Regions from separate parts of the Homo sapiens genome. Here region 1 is linked to region 2. A link is a loop called in an ENCODE intact Hi-C map of the cell type or tissue named here. Cell type or tissue: heart right ventricle. All regions are shown on one strand.

Region 1 (8,000 bases), 290 kb before region 2:
CTGTTTTCCTCTCCAAGTTCGTGGACCCCTGAATTCCATTCATGTCACCCAGGTCAGGAATCCCTGCTCTAAACAAACCCTAGAAGCAAAGTTCTTGACCGCGGGTGAGACTATGCCCTGGGAGGTGACGGGGTCCCAAGCTGCACTTCTGCACCAGGGCCATGAGCCTGCTCTGACTGCCCTCACAGCAACTGATCACCCACCCGGCTTCTTGGTGAACTCATTCTCTCGAGGCCATGGGGCGGACCACTGGACGTTTCCATCCAAGTTGCTGCATTCCATCATACTTCTGGCATCTTCTAATCCAAGCATGCAGCTCACCTCATTAAACTCTCTCCTCAGATTTTTCTTTTTTCTTTTTTTTGAGATGGAGTTTTGCTCTTGTCCCCCAGGTTGGAATGCAGTGGCGCGATCTCTGCTCACTGTAACCTCCACCTCCCAGGTTCAAGCAATTCTCCTGCCTCAGCCTCCAGAGTAGCTGGGATTACAGGCAGCCACCACCATGCCCAGCTAATTTTTGTATTTTTAGTAGACACAGGGTTTTACCATGTTGGCCATGGCTAGTCTCAAACTCCTGACCTCAGCTGATCCACCCACCTCGGCCTCCCAAAGTGCTTGGATTACAGGCATGAGCCACCGCTTCCAGACTCTCCTCAGATCTTAAGGGGCTCATGGGAACCGTGAAGGGGAAAATGCCCGGTCTGAGGCATAGAGACCTGTGTTATCCTGAAAACTAAAATGTGCAGGTAGTATAATTTCAGGAGAGTAATGCGATCTTCATATACACATATGACAGAAGTTTTAAACACGTAAAGTACTCAGCATATATATCTTGCTAACTTCATGATAATCCTGGGGGAAGAACTAGCAAGTTGAGCTTATTTATGACTTTGCCTGGGCTCAGCTGGGTTATAACAGATGGTTACCTTCTCTACTCCTCCTGGAGTCTTCAAAAGCCTTTATAGGCTGGTGACCACATGTGATTCATCCTCCTCTCCTCTCCTGCGTGCCCCCTACCCCCCACCCGCTGTGCCCACGCAGAGTCTCATTCACGGTTGACACCAATTGTTGGACATACTACAGCGTTCCTGCTGGGCTGGGGTAGAAGTCATGGCCTTCCTCACATGTTAAAATCTGACTTGTCACCTGCTGCTTGCCCGCTTTCAGGCCCACTGAGTGTCTGTCTGCTCTAAGTCCATGAACCGTTATGAACCTTCACACAGGGCCTGGGAGGCTGCCTTCCAGTTCTTACCTTGCTGTCTGATCGGAGTCAAGTCTCTGCCCTCTCTGAACCTGAGTTCCACAGCAAATGGGGGTGACACTTTCCAGCCCATTGCTTGGTAACACAGGGAAGACTTCCTCCAAATGTAAGAATCCATACATAAATAAAGGATGGTATTATGAAAATGGAAGAGCTCTCTTAGTACAAATAGTTTCTAAGTATTCATTTCACTTATTTAATTAAAAAAAGATAATCATTACATTTCCAAAGGCACATTACTGGATTTTAAAATACACTTTCTTCTTGCTTCTCCCAAAATATAATCTTTCCATTTCAATTAGTCTTTTATTTAAAATACTTTTCAACCTTTTTTAAAACAAAATAAAACTTAACCTGTTCCAGCAAACCAAATTATTTCATAGCTCTTTTTTAAAAAATGTGCAAACACATATTAAGCTTTCAAAACTAAGGCACATGGGTTATTATTCACTATCAAAGTTTCTAGGCTTTAACAGCTCAGTTCTGCCCAACTCCTACAAATAGTGGGTGGAATTTGGTGAAACGTTTATTGCCAACACTCAACAGAGAGCAGCTGGATCAGCTGACACAGCCACAAATATCTTGGAAGAAGAAACTTCAGGGCTGGTAAGGTATGTTTCATCTTCTGCTTCCCTAACTCCAATATCCATTGCTGGAAGCCAATTTCAATTCTGGGCAACTCATGTCAACAACAGATTACTGCGCACCTAGCAAGGCACTGTGTAGGGCTGGGCATGGTGGCTCACACCTGTAATCCCAGCATTTTGGGAGGCCGAGGCAGGTGGATCACCTGAGGTCAGGAGTTCGAGACCAGCCTGACCAATATGGTGAAACACCGTCTCTACTAAAATTACAAAAATTAGCCGGGTGTGGTGACACGTGCCTGTAGTCCCAGCTACTTTGGAGGCTGAGGCAGGAGAATTGCTTGAACCCGGGAGGCGGAGGTTGCAGCCGAGATCGTGCCACTGCACTCCAGCCTGGGCAACAGAGCAAGAATCCGTCTCAAAAAAAAAAAAAGAGTAACAAATACACAACTGCTTCTTAGAAAATAACTGGTCTTGGGTCTTCAAGTCTCCCCTCATGTGAGAGGCTGTATTGTTCTAGTAAACACAGTCATCCCTCCGTATCCAAGGGGGATTGCTTCCAGGACCTCCCTCAGATATCGAAACCCACAGATGCTCAAATCCCTGCTAAGAAATGGAGTAGTGTTTGCATATAGCCTATGCATAGCCTCCAGTATCCTTCAGGTCAACTCTAGATTACTTTTTTTTTTTTTTTTTTTTAAGACAGGCTTTCACTCCATCACCCAGGCTGGAGCGCAGAGGCGTGATCAAGGTTCACTGTAGCCTCAATCTCCCTGGTTCAGGTGATCCACCTGCCTCAGCCTCCTGGGTAGTTGGGCTTACAGGCACCCGCCACCACGCCTAGCTAATTTTTGTATTTTTTGTAGAGATGGAGTTTTGCCATGTTGCCCAGGCTGGTCTTGAACTCCTGGGCTCAAGCCATCTGCATGCCTCAGCCTCCCCTGTACCCATTCAGTACAGACATAATTTTTTCTCTTAGTATATTTGATTCGAGGTTGGTTGAATCCATGGATGTGGAACCCATGAATACAGAGAGCCAAATGTATTCACTTCTCTCCCTCTTGAGGTGGCGTGCCCTTCCCTGTCCCACTGACATGTTGTGTGCCTTCCTTGGACAATGGAGTCTTCGCCACAGGCAGAGGTTGTAAGGGATACTGCATGTCTCAGCTCTAGGCCATGGCGGCCAGTAAGTACCACAGGTAGCTGCCCTCCCTTCAGCCTGGGTCCTGGAAAAACATTTGAGGAGACCTGAACCTGAACCAACGCCCGGGGCCGAGCCTTGCCTAATCCGCAGAGCTGCCCCAGATGTCCCACAGACACACGAGAAAAAGAAATGCTGCTTGTTAAGGGCCACAGAGGTTTTTGAGGGTGCTTGTAATACGGCATCATCAGACAACAGCTGCCTACTACCTGTCATCAGCTCACTTTATACTCGGATGCCAGATCAGTCCTCCTAGGGCTGAATTCCAGCCCTCTCAATCTCCTGTTCAAGCATCGTGCTCCAGCAGCTGAGTCAAGTCCCTCTTTCCTAGATGGGCATCCAAGGGCCTCTCAGTGTGGCTGCCAGCTAATTTCTTCAGCCTTTTCTCTCATTTCTCCCCTTTACGGGAATTGGTCTAAAATGACCATCCTGAGTGCTACGACCTTGTCAAGTACTTCTTTATGATGTTAGTTATCTTTTCATAACTACGTGGAAAACTCGTTAAGGGCAGGGAACGAACCTGTGTGAAATTTCTTTGCCCTCTACGTGCACATAGCAGCCACTCCATAAGTGCTTCTGGATTCATTGTAAACACTTGCTTCACAAAGCGTTCCACAGAGATGGCTGGATTCCTCACCTGACTCTCCATGTCCAGCCCTGGGCCCTGGCACTGCCATGAAGCACTGTGGACGTCCCAGCCTGCAGTAAGCCACGGCAACATCCACTTCAGACACCCAGGGGGACGATGGCCCCACGGTCTGGGGTGTGCAGGTACTTTCCAGAGAGCTCAGTGACTAGCAAAGGGTGCAGACATGACTGGTGGCTTGGACCCGAAAGCATGGATTAGATTGTTTGATTGATTTTTAAGTTTAGTTACAGGACCTGTTGCTTAAACCACAAAGAAACGACTAAACTCCAGACACTAAGACAAAACTGACAGGCTAGCACGAAGGGGCTGGTGCCCTCAGCAGCAGCAGAACCCAGCCTGGGTACGTAGCACTCCAGAAAGCTCAGAGGAAGCATCCTCATGGCGGGTGAAGAGTAAGCAGCTCCCTGCATGCTCAGGAGCCCGGCCTTCCTGACACTTTCACACACCCCGCCAGGCTGGATGCCCTGCCTGCCCTGAACATCCCTGAGCTTCTGTCCTACCGTTCAGTACCCCAGGTAGTCTATACACTGTAACTCCTATTTAGCCTTGGCAACTCAGCATAGGGACAAACTGGGGAATCTGCGCTCTCCCAGAACCTGCACACAGCTCCCGGTGGCACTGAATGCGTTTTTTTTTTTTTTTTTTTGAAACGGAGTCTTGCTCTGTTGCCCAGGCTGGAGTGCAGTGGTGCCATCTCGGCTCACTGCAACCTCTGCCTCCCAGGTTCAAGCGATTCTCCTGCCTCAGCCTTCCTAGTAGCTGGGATTACAGGTGCTAATTTTTGGATTTTTAGTAGAGACGGGGTTTCACCATGTTGGCCAGGCTGGTTTCGAACACCTGACCTCAAGTGACTGGCCCACCTTGACCTCCCAAAGTGCTGGGATTACAGGCGTAAGCCACCATGACCAGCCTGAATGCATTTTTTTTTTTTTTTGAGACAGAATCTCGCTCTGTCCCCAGGCTGGAGTGCAGTGGCACAATCTTGGCTCACTGCAACCTCGAGCCTCCCGGGTTCAAGCAATTCTCCTGCCTAAGCCTCCCTAGTAGCTGGGATTACAGGGGTGTGCTACCATGCCCAGCCAATTTTTGTATTTTTAGTAGAGACGCGGTTTCACCATATTGGCCAGGATGGTCTTGATCTCTTGACCTTGTGATCTGCCCGCCTCGGCCTCCCAAAGTGCTGGGATTACAGGCGTGAGCCACCGCGCCCAGCCCTGAATGCATTCTTTATCTCTGCCTTCCCCAGCCAGAATGAAGACGCTGCCTACCAAGAATGGTGCATTTTAATGGTCACTTTGGAGATGTGGAAAATACAAAAATGGGCAATGAAGAAATCACTTACACACATGCACATACACACAGAAAGCATGTGCATGGGCCCTGAAGTCACTTTCTGTAACTCATCTTTGGACTTCACAGGACCTCATAATATCAAATAGTGCATGTTTCCTTGCATCGTTCTAGGTTTGAAATGTTATTGTTTGTTGTTTGTATATTCTTCTAATTACATTTCACAGCTATTTTATCTTGCCCCCCGACTCATAATTCATTAAATTTAAATAAATTTGTGGAGAGTACATGTCTTGATTTTTATTACAATTCCTAACTGATACATAGTATGCTATTTTAATGTATTTATTAGGTAACTGATAAACCTACTAAACATAAAAAAACTAGTTCTAATGTTTGTTGGTACTGTTATTATTGCTCTTGTCAGCTACAAAATATGGTGATTTTGTTTCTTCTTTTTTGATAGTTATATATTTGTGTTTATTTTCCTACATTACCACATTAATTAGAAAAGATATTGTAAAATATTAGTAATGATACTAGACATCCTAATTTGTTCCTAATTTTAATGTAAATCATGGCAGTGTTTTGCTATAAAGAAAATGTTAGCTTTTTTCCTTTTTAACATAATGTTAAAGAAATATTCTTCTGTATTAGTTTTTAATCGTATAGCAATAGTTTTATATAGCAAATTACCAGAAATGACGGACTTTCAAACAACATGAACTCATTATCTCGCGATTTTTGTGGGTCAGGAGCCCCGTGCGCTGCGGCCAGGGCAGCCTCTCCATCTGCAGTCAGGGCCTCTCCCGAGCTCCATGCTGGAGGCGGGATTCACCGCCTTCCATCCTGCTCCGAAACGGCACCCAGGCCTCCTGCGCGGCATCTCTCCAGCTCTGCTCTTGAGGGCTCTTGGAATTACACTGGGCCCCTTGGATAATCCAGGATAAACTCTCTCAAGTCAGCTGATTAGTCACCTTTTATGACATCTACAAAGTCCCTTTTGCCAAGCAACGTGACATAACCATTGGAGCAACCCGGGGGGTGTGAGGGGAAGGGGCAGTCATGGGGGCCAGAATTCTGCCTACCACACCTTCCAATCTGGATACACTGAGTTCTATAGCTACAAATGAATGTCTTGGCCAGGTGCGGTGGCTCACGCCTGTAATCCCAACACTTTGGGATGTCAAGGTGGGCCAATCACTTGAGGTCAGTAGTTCAAGACCAGCCTGGCCAACATAATGAAACCCCATCTTTACTAAAAACACAAAAATTAGCCAGGCGTGGTGGTGCACACCTGTAATCCCAGCTACTCGGGAGGCTGAGGCAGGAGAATCACTTGAATCTGGGAGGCGGAGGTTGCAGTGAGCTGCACTCCAGCCTGGGTGACAGAGCAAGACTGTCACAAAAAATACAAAACAAATGTCGCATTTTATCAAATCCCTTTTTATTATCTATTATCATGATCACATATACCTTTTATCTTTTGACCTATTGATATACTAATAGTTTTATTAACATTAAAAAATCACATTCCTGGAATACATCCTTCCATGTCATGACTAATTCTTTATTATACTGGTAGATTAAGTTTGCTATGTCTTCACGTTGGCTTGTTGTAATGTTTATAAATAAGGGTGGGGGTTTTATTCTGCATGTTATTTTTGTAAGGTTTTGGTGTTAGGGTTATACTATTTTGGTGAAATGAACTGAAAAACCATTCAACCTTTCCGAAGCTCTCAGACACTACTCAGAACATAGGAAGTAAGCTGTCTGGGCCCAGCACCTTTCTCACATGGTTCTTCATAAAACTTTTCAGTTTTTCATGGCTAGTAATCAATTCCAGTTTTCTACTCACTCCTTGGCCCATTTTCCTATACAATCATGTTTCACTGAGATTTTTCAAATCAATTGGCATAGAGTTAACACAACGGCAAAATAATATATTTCTCAATAATTATAGAAAACCATCTCACCTATATTTGTTTCATTTGAATCTGTTACTTGCACTTTGTTAATTTCTTTGTCTTACCAGACGTTAATGCCTTGGTTGGTTGTTCTCCAAAGAATTAGATTTGGCAACCTATTGGTTGCTGTTTTCTAAGTCATTGTTTTCTTATGGTTTCCCTTAAGTTTATTTGCTGCTCTTTTTCTGCCTTCTGGAGATGGATGCTTTGTTCATTTATTTGCTTCTAAGTTCAGTTTATTTTTTGTACTAGACTTTTTAAAGTATTTTATTTCATTGGCCATCCACCATTAAAGTAAACTTCCTGTTTGGGGAGAACCCCAAAATAGGTGGGAGGCAGGGCCCCATCCTCCCATCCTCATTATAGATGCTGAGTGTGGGGCAGTCGCCACCTTCGCCTGGCTGTCTGCTTGGGCGTGGAAACAAAACAGGCCAAGGGCTCCCACCCAGGTGTCTGAATCCGGAGTTGTGGTCTTTGAAGACAGTCAGAGTTTCGTCGAGAGCTGCAGCAGAGGGAACTCAGTGGTGGTGCCGCAAACGTCCTACCTGTGGTACTTGCCTCCTGCAACATCCTGCTGCAGATGCAACTGGCCGTGCGGGGCTGCCCAGCCTCCTCCACTGTTCCTGGTTTCTGAGCCTCATTCTCCAGCCTCCTTGTTGATTCTACCGGCAACCCGACAGTCTTCTGGTTCATTCCTCTTCTGCTTAGATTAACTATTTCTCATGTTTAAAATGTAGAATTCTGAATGGCATGGTTTTCTTTTGCATTGTTCTTACTGCCATTTTCTAAATATTTTACAACTGCAGTTTTGAAGTTTCTGTCACCCAAGATTTATGAAAAGCCTCTTTAAAAAGCTTCTTTACAAAGATTTATAAAAGTTTTTTAAAGTTTTTTTTAAAAGCATTACAATTAGGTATGTTTGTACATTTCTATCTTTGTGATTCATTTCTAGTTTTATTGTTTCATCAGATGACATTTTCAGTGTGATATCTGCCTTTAGAACGCTGGAAAGTGTTTTGGGCTTAATATGATTAATTTTTGTAAATGT
Region 2 (8,000 bases):
AGGGAAGTATGGCCACGGCTGCATTACCGGAAAGCGGGTCTTCCCTTGCCTTGCGAGCTCTGGGCTGGGGCTCCCTGTATGCATGGTGTGGGGTTGGTGTGATTAGCTTCGCAGTCTGGAAAGCTTTAGGAGTTCACAGTGTAAGTAACTACTGTCTTGTCCCTGGTATCTACATGTTTATTCTGCTTACTGTGTTCTAAATTTTTCTGGTTTTCAAATTTATTTGCATGTAGTTTGGTCACTGTCTAGGGAGATGATGACAGAGTACGTGACTAAATTCTTACAAATAACTAGACAACTTCTTATTACTAATAAATACAATTTTTGAAGGTGGTAAAACTTCAAATATAATTAAGTAATGACTAATTTATAGCTAATGTTCTATATAAATTGACATTAGGGCGAGTGCAGTGGGTTATGCCTGTAATCCCAGCACCTTGGGAGCCTGCGGCAGGCAAATCACTTGAGCTCTGAAGTCCAAAACCAGCCTGGGCAATGTAAAGAAACCCTGTCTCTATAAAAAAATTAGCTGGGTGTGGTGGCATGCGCCTATAGTCCTAGCTACTCAGAAGGCTGAGGGAGGAGGATCACCTGAGCCTCACAGGCTGAGGCTGCAGTGTGCCAAGATCATTGCGCTTCAGCCTTGGCAGCGGGGTAAGACCCTGTCTCAAAAACAAAGTAGAATAAATAAACAAATTGACATTAGCGATTTGTTCAATAAAATTATTAATTTGGAACAACTTTCTATTGCTGTTTGACATATATATATAATCTTTGTAAAAGTTAAAGCATTTTAAAATTAATTATTTAAATTACTAATGTGTTATTTACACATTTTTGGAAAAAATCCTAAAATCTTGTGTGTCTGTGTCTGTGTTTGTGTATATATGTAAAATTTATACTTCAAGCTACAGAGCATTACATTAAGAATGACTGCCTTCTTTTTTTAAACAACTGGTTGGAAGTTCTGTGGACCGGACCCTTCGTGACTGGTGAGAATTGGCAGTAGTTTGAGATAGGTGGCAGCGGTAAAGTTGATGAAAACAGATGTCGATATATTTTGAAGGTCAAGTCAGCAAAGATTTGTTGTTGATTGGATGTGGGGTGTGAGAAAGAGTGAAGTTGGATGTCATCAAGACTTTTGGCCTGAGCAACTGAAGGATGGGTGGGGAGCAGTGTGAGAAAAGGAGGTATTGGGAGATAATGTCAGGAGCTCAATCTGACTTGTGAGGTTGACACATCCGTTTGATAGTGAGATGGAGAGCAAGTAAGCAGTTAGATATAGAAGTTGAGAGTTAGGGGAGAAGTACAAGGTGAAGATTTGAATTTGAGACTCATCAGTATATGGCTAGCATTTAAAGCTGTGAGACTAGATTAACTCACCAAGGCAGTGAAGGTTGAAAGAAAAGAGAAGAGGTCTGAGGAAGGAACTCTTGGGGACTCCTAATGTTAAGAGGTTGGGGAATGAGGGGAAAGTACCCTACTGAAGAGGGAAATCTCCTTGGCCTGGTGACTTGGACACCCGGTGAAGAAAACACTTCAAGGAGAAGTGACTGACTGTGTTGTATGCTGGTGATAAGTTACGTAAGATGAGGACTGATGATTCACCCGGTTTGGCAGTGTGACAGCCATTGGTGAAATGGTGGAGTGAAGCCTGAGTGATTCAAAAGAGAATAGAGGAGAATCAGAGGCAGTATATCTAGGTGAGTCTTGAGTTTTGCCACAAAGTGAAGGAAGGAAATGGGGTCATAGCTGGAAAAAAGAATGGGATCAAGAGATAAGTTTTTACTTGTTATATTTTACATTGGGAGAATTAACAGCATGTATATGCTGATGGGAATGATTCAGCAGGGAGGAAGAAACTGGGGCAAGTTGGCAGGGTTGCAGGAACAACCTCATAGACATTATTGAGCTTTTCATATTTAGTTTAATCGTAAACAAACATAAACATTACTGTGCTTTCCACTCAGAATACACTGATAGACAGATGATGGTGCTTTTCTCCTAGTCTAACCTTTGTTTTTAAAATTTATTTTTATTTTCGACTCTTTGGAGACAAGGTCTTCCTCTGTCACCCAGGATGGAGTGCAGTGGTGTGACCTCAGCTCACTGCAGCCTCCTGGGCTCGAGCAACCTTCCCACCTCAGCCTCCTGTGTAGCTGGGACCACAGATGCATGTCACTATGCCTGGCTCATTTTTTTTATTTTTTGTAGAGATGAGGTCTCATTATGTTGCCCAGGCTGGTTGCGAACTCCTGGACTCAAGCGATCTTCTGCCTCAGCCTCCCGAAGTGCTGGGATTAAAGGTGTGAGCCACTGCACCTGGCCCTCACCTTGATTTTTGAGTTAACTTTGCTGGCTAATCATTGTTTGTAATGCTAAATTAGAGATTGCTTGAAAAGACAGAAAACCTGTGACTGAAGATTTTTCATGATTTTTGCTGTTAACCTCAATTTTGCTTTCGACCAATATAAAATCTCTTCTTCCATTTTAGGCATTCTACAGACATTTTAGACATAGCAGATTATTTAATCTTCATAATAACTATCTAGCAGATATTAATATCCCCCATTTTATAAATGAGGAAATTGGGGCTCAAAGAGGTTAAATCACTTGCCCAAGATGACATAACATGTGATTGGCAGTGTCAAGATTTAAACCCAGGTCTGAATCTTCAGATTATTAAGTAGTACTTAGTAATAAAGTTATTAAGCTTCTAGTTTCTATAAAAATGACAGTCTGCTAGCACTTTACATGAACTGTGTGGAACTGATATGTGATGTTTCCAGTGTTTAGTAATGTGGGTCACAAACTTAGTAAAATTTTAAGGTATTTGAAAATACAAATAGTCTCACTTAGAAGAGTCAATCCCAGTTTTCATAAACCAACAAAATTAGGTTATCTAAATTATACACTTGATAATTCAGTGTTTATGGGCTAGAATAATCCAACTGTGCTAGAATAATCCAATTTTTTATTCATAATTATTATGGAATTTCATTTCACATAGAACACATACATTAAATACAAACATACATTTCTATTTCACACAGTGGTATATCATTTAATCAGAGGTTCCAAAGAAGGAGAGGTATTGGGAGCTATCTTGTTACCAAACAAAGCAGATACGTTTGCCCAGCACTGAAGATGGGTAGAATGTGAACTTCTTTGTTTTTTGGCATTGATACAAGGATTGCTGCCTAAATAAGATATTTTGGGGAGAAAAAATATTTTCTGGTTGGCACTACTGAATATAAGAATATGTGGAATCCTTTTATATTGCATCTTTATGTCATCCAGTGATAAGTAGGAAATATCTACTCAGCCTCTGCTGGGTACCTGGGATTGGGTTAGGTGCTGGGACCACAAAGAAAGAGAGTTCCTGACATCTTTATGTCTAAGTAAAAAGAGAGACTGCATATGCACTCTCTCTGCATATAGATCATTAGGCATATCAGTTTGATCTCCATGTTTGAGAAGGCCCACAGAAAAATGAACTCACTGATACCTTTTCAAGGTCATATCTTTTAAAGGCGGTAGTGTTTACTAATTTGCTGGTTTGTTCATTCTAAAGTCATTTGTGGGTCTCTCCTGAGCCAAGCACTGTGCTAAGACAGCGCTACCCTGTAAAGGGGTAAACCTTACCTGTTGACTTTCTAAGCAAATTCTTATGGTATGACCCTGCTCTGAGGCTTGCAGACAGCAATGTGGTATATTCAGCTCAACGTTTAGAGAGTTTTGATAATTATGAGGTTACCCTGAGTCCAGTAAGAACTTCTGTCACTGTGTACTGTCTCATCTTTGTATGACTAAGAAAACAGTCTCAGTCAGAAAATGTTAAACAGAAATGGTCCAAGTCTATGCACTCAATAAATAACTGAGATGATCATTCTAGATAAAATCAACTCCAGCGTTAAATAATTGTAAGTAGCTAGCTCGAATTGAATTGAATCTCTGATAGAAACCCAGTTCCAATACAAAAGGGTGCCATCTAATGGTTAACCTAGAGCAGCTTGATGAAAGTGCTTGCGGTTCCTATTTTAATTCGCAGCTACATCTGCTGGCCTAAAAGGGAACATGTTTAAAATGCTTAAAGTGAAACTTCGGTTTCTTTAAAGTATTTTGGTTTTACTGTTTGTTTATTCATAATTATTCTGGAATTTCATTTCACATAGAATGCATATAATAACATTAAATATAAACACATGTGTATTTTACACACTGTTATATCATTTAACCAGAGGATCTAAAGAAGGAGAGGTAGCAGAAGATGTCTTGTTAGACCAAGGCAGGTAAGTTTGCCCAGCATTGACAATGGGGAGAAATCAGTGCCAGTTCAGTATCTACCCTGCTCCCCGGCCCACCCTGGCCAACAAGCACGGCTTGACTGTTCAGTTTGTGTTCATCGATTACTTTCAACTATGGTATTTTATTATTTGATTATAATTAAGATAGCACCAATTTTATCACAATAACTTAATTCTGGAAAAAAAGATGAACATTTACTTTGGGTTTGTAGTCTCCTAAATCAGCTGTGTACATGATCATGGGAATGCATGCTGGGACACTATGATGAGGCCAGGTGAGTGCACACTGGGACACTATGATGAGGCCAGGTGAGTGCACACTGCGACACTATGATGAGGCCAGGTGAGCGCACACTGGGACACTATGATGAGGCCAGGTGAGTGCACACTGGGGCACTATGATGAGGCCAGGTGAGCGCACACTGGGACACTATGATGAGGCCGGGTGAGCGCACACAGGGACACTATGATGAGGCCGGGTGAGCGCACACTGGGACACAATGATGAGGCCGGGTGAGCGCACACTGGGGCTCTATGATGAGGCCGGGTGAGCGCACACTGCGGCACTATGACGAGGCCGGGTGAGTGCACACTGAGACACTATGAGGCTAGGTGAGCGCACACTGGGGCACTATGATGAGGCCAGGTGAGCGGACACTGGGACACTGTGATGAGGCCAGGTGAGCGCACACTGGGACACTGTGATGAGGCCAGGTGAGCGCACACTGGGGCACTGTGATGAGGCTAGGGGAGTGCACACTGGGGCACTGTGATGAGGCTAGGTGAGCGCACACTGGGGCGCTCTGATGAGGCCACGTGAGCGCACACTGGGACACTATGATTAGGCCAGGTGAGCGCACAGTGGGTCACTGTGATGAGGCCGGGTGAGCACACACGGGGACACTATGATGAGGCCAGGTGAGCGCACATTGGGACACTATGATGGGGCTAGGTGAATGCACACTGGGACACTGTGATGTGGCTAGGTGAGAGCACACTGGGGCACTATGATGGGGTTAGGTGAGCGCACACTGGGACACTATGATGAGGCTAGGTGAGCGAACACTGGGGCACTATGATGACGCCAGATGACTGCACACTGGGGTACTATGATGAGTCTAGGTGAGTGCACACTGGGGCACTATGATGAGGCCAGGTGAGCGCAGACTGGGGCACTATGATGAGGCCAGGTGAGCGCACACTGGACACTGTAATAAGGCCCGGTGAGCGTACACTGAGGCACTATGATGAGGCCAGGTGAGCGCACACTGGGGCACTATGATGAGGCCAGGTGAGCGCACACTGGGACACTATGATGATGCCGGATGAGCGCACACTGGGACACTATGATGAGGCCAGGTGAGCACACTCTGCGACACTATGATGAGGCCAGGTGAGGGCACACTGAGGCACTATGATGAGGCCGGGTGAGCGCACAGTGGGACACTATGATGAGGCCAGGTGAGCGCACACTGGGACACTATGATGAGGCCGGGTGAGCACACACTGGGACACTTTGATGAGGCCAGGTGAGTGCATACTGGGACCCTATGATGAGGCCAGGTGAGTGCACACTGGGACACTATGATGAGGCTAGGTGAGCGGACACTGGGACACTATGATGAGGCTAGGTGAGCGCACACTGAGGCACTATGATGAGGCCGGGTGAGCGCACACTGGGGCACTATGATGATGCCGGGTGAGCGCACAGTGGGACACTATGATGAGGCTAGGTGAGTGCACACTGGGACACTATGATGAGGCCAGGTGAGTGCACACTGTGGCACTATGATGAGGCTAGTTGAGTTCACACTGGGGCATTATGATGAAGCTAGGTGAGCGCACACTGTGACAGTAAGATGAGGCCAGGTGAGCGCACACTGGGACAGTAAGATGAGGCCAGGTGAGCGCACACTGGGACACTATGATGAGGCTAGGTGAGTGCACCCTGGGGCACTATGATGAGGCCGGGTGAGTGCACACTGCGACACTATGGTGAGGCTAGGTGAGTGCACACTGCGGCACTATGATGAGGCCGGGTGAGCGTACACTGGGGCACTATGATGAGGCTAGCTGAGTGCACACTGGGGCGGTATGATGAGGCTCGGTGAGTGCACACTGGGACACTATGATGAGGCTAGGTGAGTGCACGCTGGGGCACTATGAGGCTCGGTGAGTGCACACTGTGACACTATGATGAGGCTAGGTGAGTGGATACTGCGGTACTATGATGAGGGCAGGTGAGTGCACACTGGGACATGATGAGGCTAGGTGATTGCACACTGGGGCACTATAATGAGGTCAGATCAACGCACACTGGGGCACTATGTTGAGGCTAGGTGAGTGCACACTGGGAAACTATGATAAGGCTAGATGAGTGTACACTGGGGCACTATGATGACGCTAGCTCAGTGCACACTGGGACACTATGATGAGGCCGGGTGAGTGCACACTGGGACACTATGATGAGGCCAGGTGAGCGCACACTGGGACACTATGATGAGGCTAGGTGAGGGGACACTAGGGCACTATGTTGAGGCTAGGTGAGCGCACACTGGGACACTATGATGAGGCCGGTTGAGTGCACACTGGGGCACTATGCTGAGGCTAGGTGAGTGCTCACTGGGGCACTATGATGAGGCCAGGTGATTGCACACTGGGACACTATGATGAGGCCGTATGCGTGCACACTGGAACACTATGATGAGGCTAGGTGAGCGCACACTGGAACACTATGATGAGGCTAGGTGAGCGCACACTGGGACACTATGATGAGGCTAGGTGAACACACACTGGGACACTATAATGAGGCTCGGTGTGTGCACACGGGGGCACTATGATGAGGCTAGGTGAGTGCACACTGGGAAACTATGATAAGGCTAGATGAGTGTACACTGGGGCACTATGATGACGCTAGCTCAGTGCACACTGGGACACTATGATGAGGCCGGGTGAGTGCACACTGGGACACTATGATGAGGCCAGGTGAGCGCACACTGGGACACTATGATGAGGCTAGGTGAGGGGACACTAGGGCACTATGTTGAGGCTAGGTGAGCGCACACTGGGACACTATGATGAGGCCGGTTGAGTGCACACTGGGGCACTATGCTGAGGCTAGGTGAGTGCTCACTGGGGCACTATGATGAGGCCAGGTGATTGCACACTGGGACACTATGATGAGGCCGTATGCGTGCACACTGGAACACTATGATGAGGCTAGGTGAGCGCACACTGGAACACTATGATGAGGCTAGGTGAGCGCACACTGGGACACTATGATGAGGCTAGGTGAACACACACTGGGACACTATAATGAGGCTCGGTGTGTGCACACGGGGGCACTATGATGAGGCTAGGTGAGCGCACACTGGGACACTATGATGAGGCTAGGTGAGCGCACAGTCGGACAGTATGATCAGGCTGGGTGAGCGCACATTCGGACACTATGATGGGGCTAGGTGAGTGCACACTGGGACACTATGATGGGGCTAGGTGAGTGCACACTGGGACACTATGATGTGGCTAGGTGTGAGCACACTGGGGCACTATGATGGGGTTAGGTGAGCGCACACTGGGACACTATGATGAGGCTAGGTGACTGCACACTGGGGAGGCTAGGTTAGCGCATACTGGGACACTATGATGAGGCCAGGTGAGTGCACACTGGGGCACTATGATGAGGCTAGGTGA

The links. Peaks named below come from ENCODE experiments on the same cell type or tissue, not always from the same donor. Only the 100,000 strongest peaks of a DNase experiment are listed, where the experiment ranks them.
Region 1: a loop joins it to region 2, with 4 times the contacts of the local background. A loop is called at or near these places in 78 of 110 quality-filtered maps.

Annotation. Positions count from the first base shown.
Region 1 is chr6:157,598,831-157,606,830 of GRCh38, reverse strand. The region is part of intron 3 of ZDHHC14 (zDHHC palmitoyltransferase 14); the gene reads right to left. Among named protein-coding and RNA genes, the nearest start is that of MIR3692, 74 kb to the right of the region's middle. In heart right ventricle, no CTCF peak of the experiment used is centred here; no DNase peak of the experiment used is centred here.
Region 2 is chr6:157,310,922-157,318,921 of GRCh38, reverse strand. It overlaps TMEM242 (transmembrane protein 242), which reads left to right. Exons shown (of 4, transcript NM_018452.6): 3 at 3-140. Among named protein-coding and RNA genes, the nearest start is that of TMEM242, 8.6 kb to the left of the region's middle. RefSeq lists enhancers at 4,309-5,300, 5,301-6,293, 7,580-8,000 and a silencer at 5,831-6,126. In heart right ventricle, a CTCF peak has its summit at 4,025 (motif pointing left); a DNase peak (open chromatin) is centred at 1,611; H3K27ac peaks cover 1,985 bases.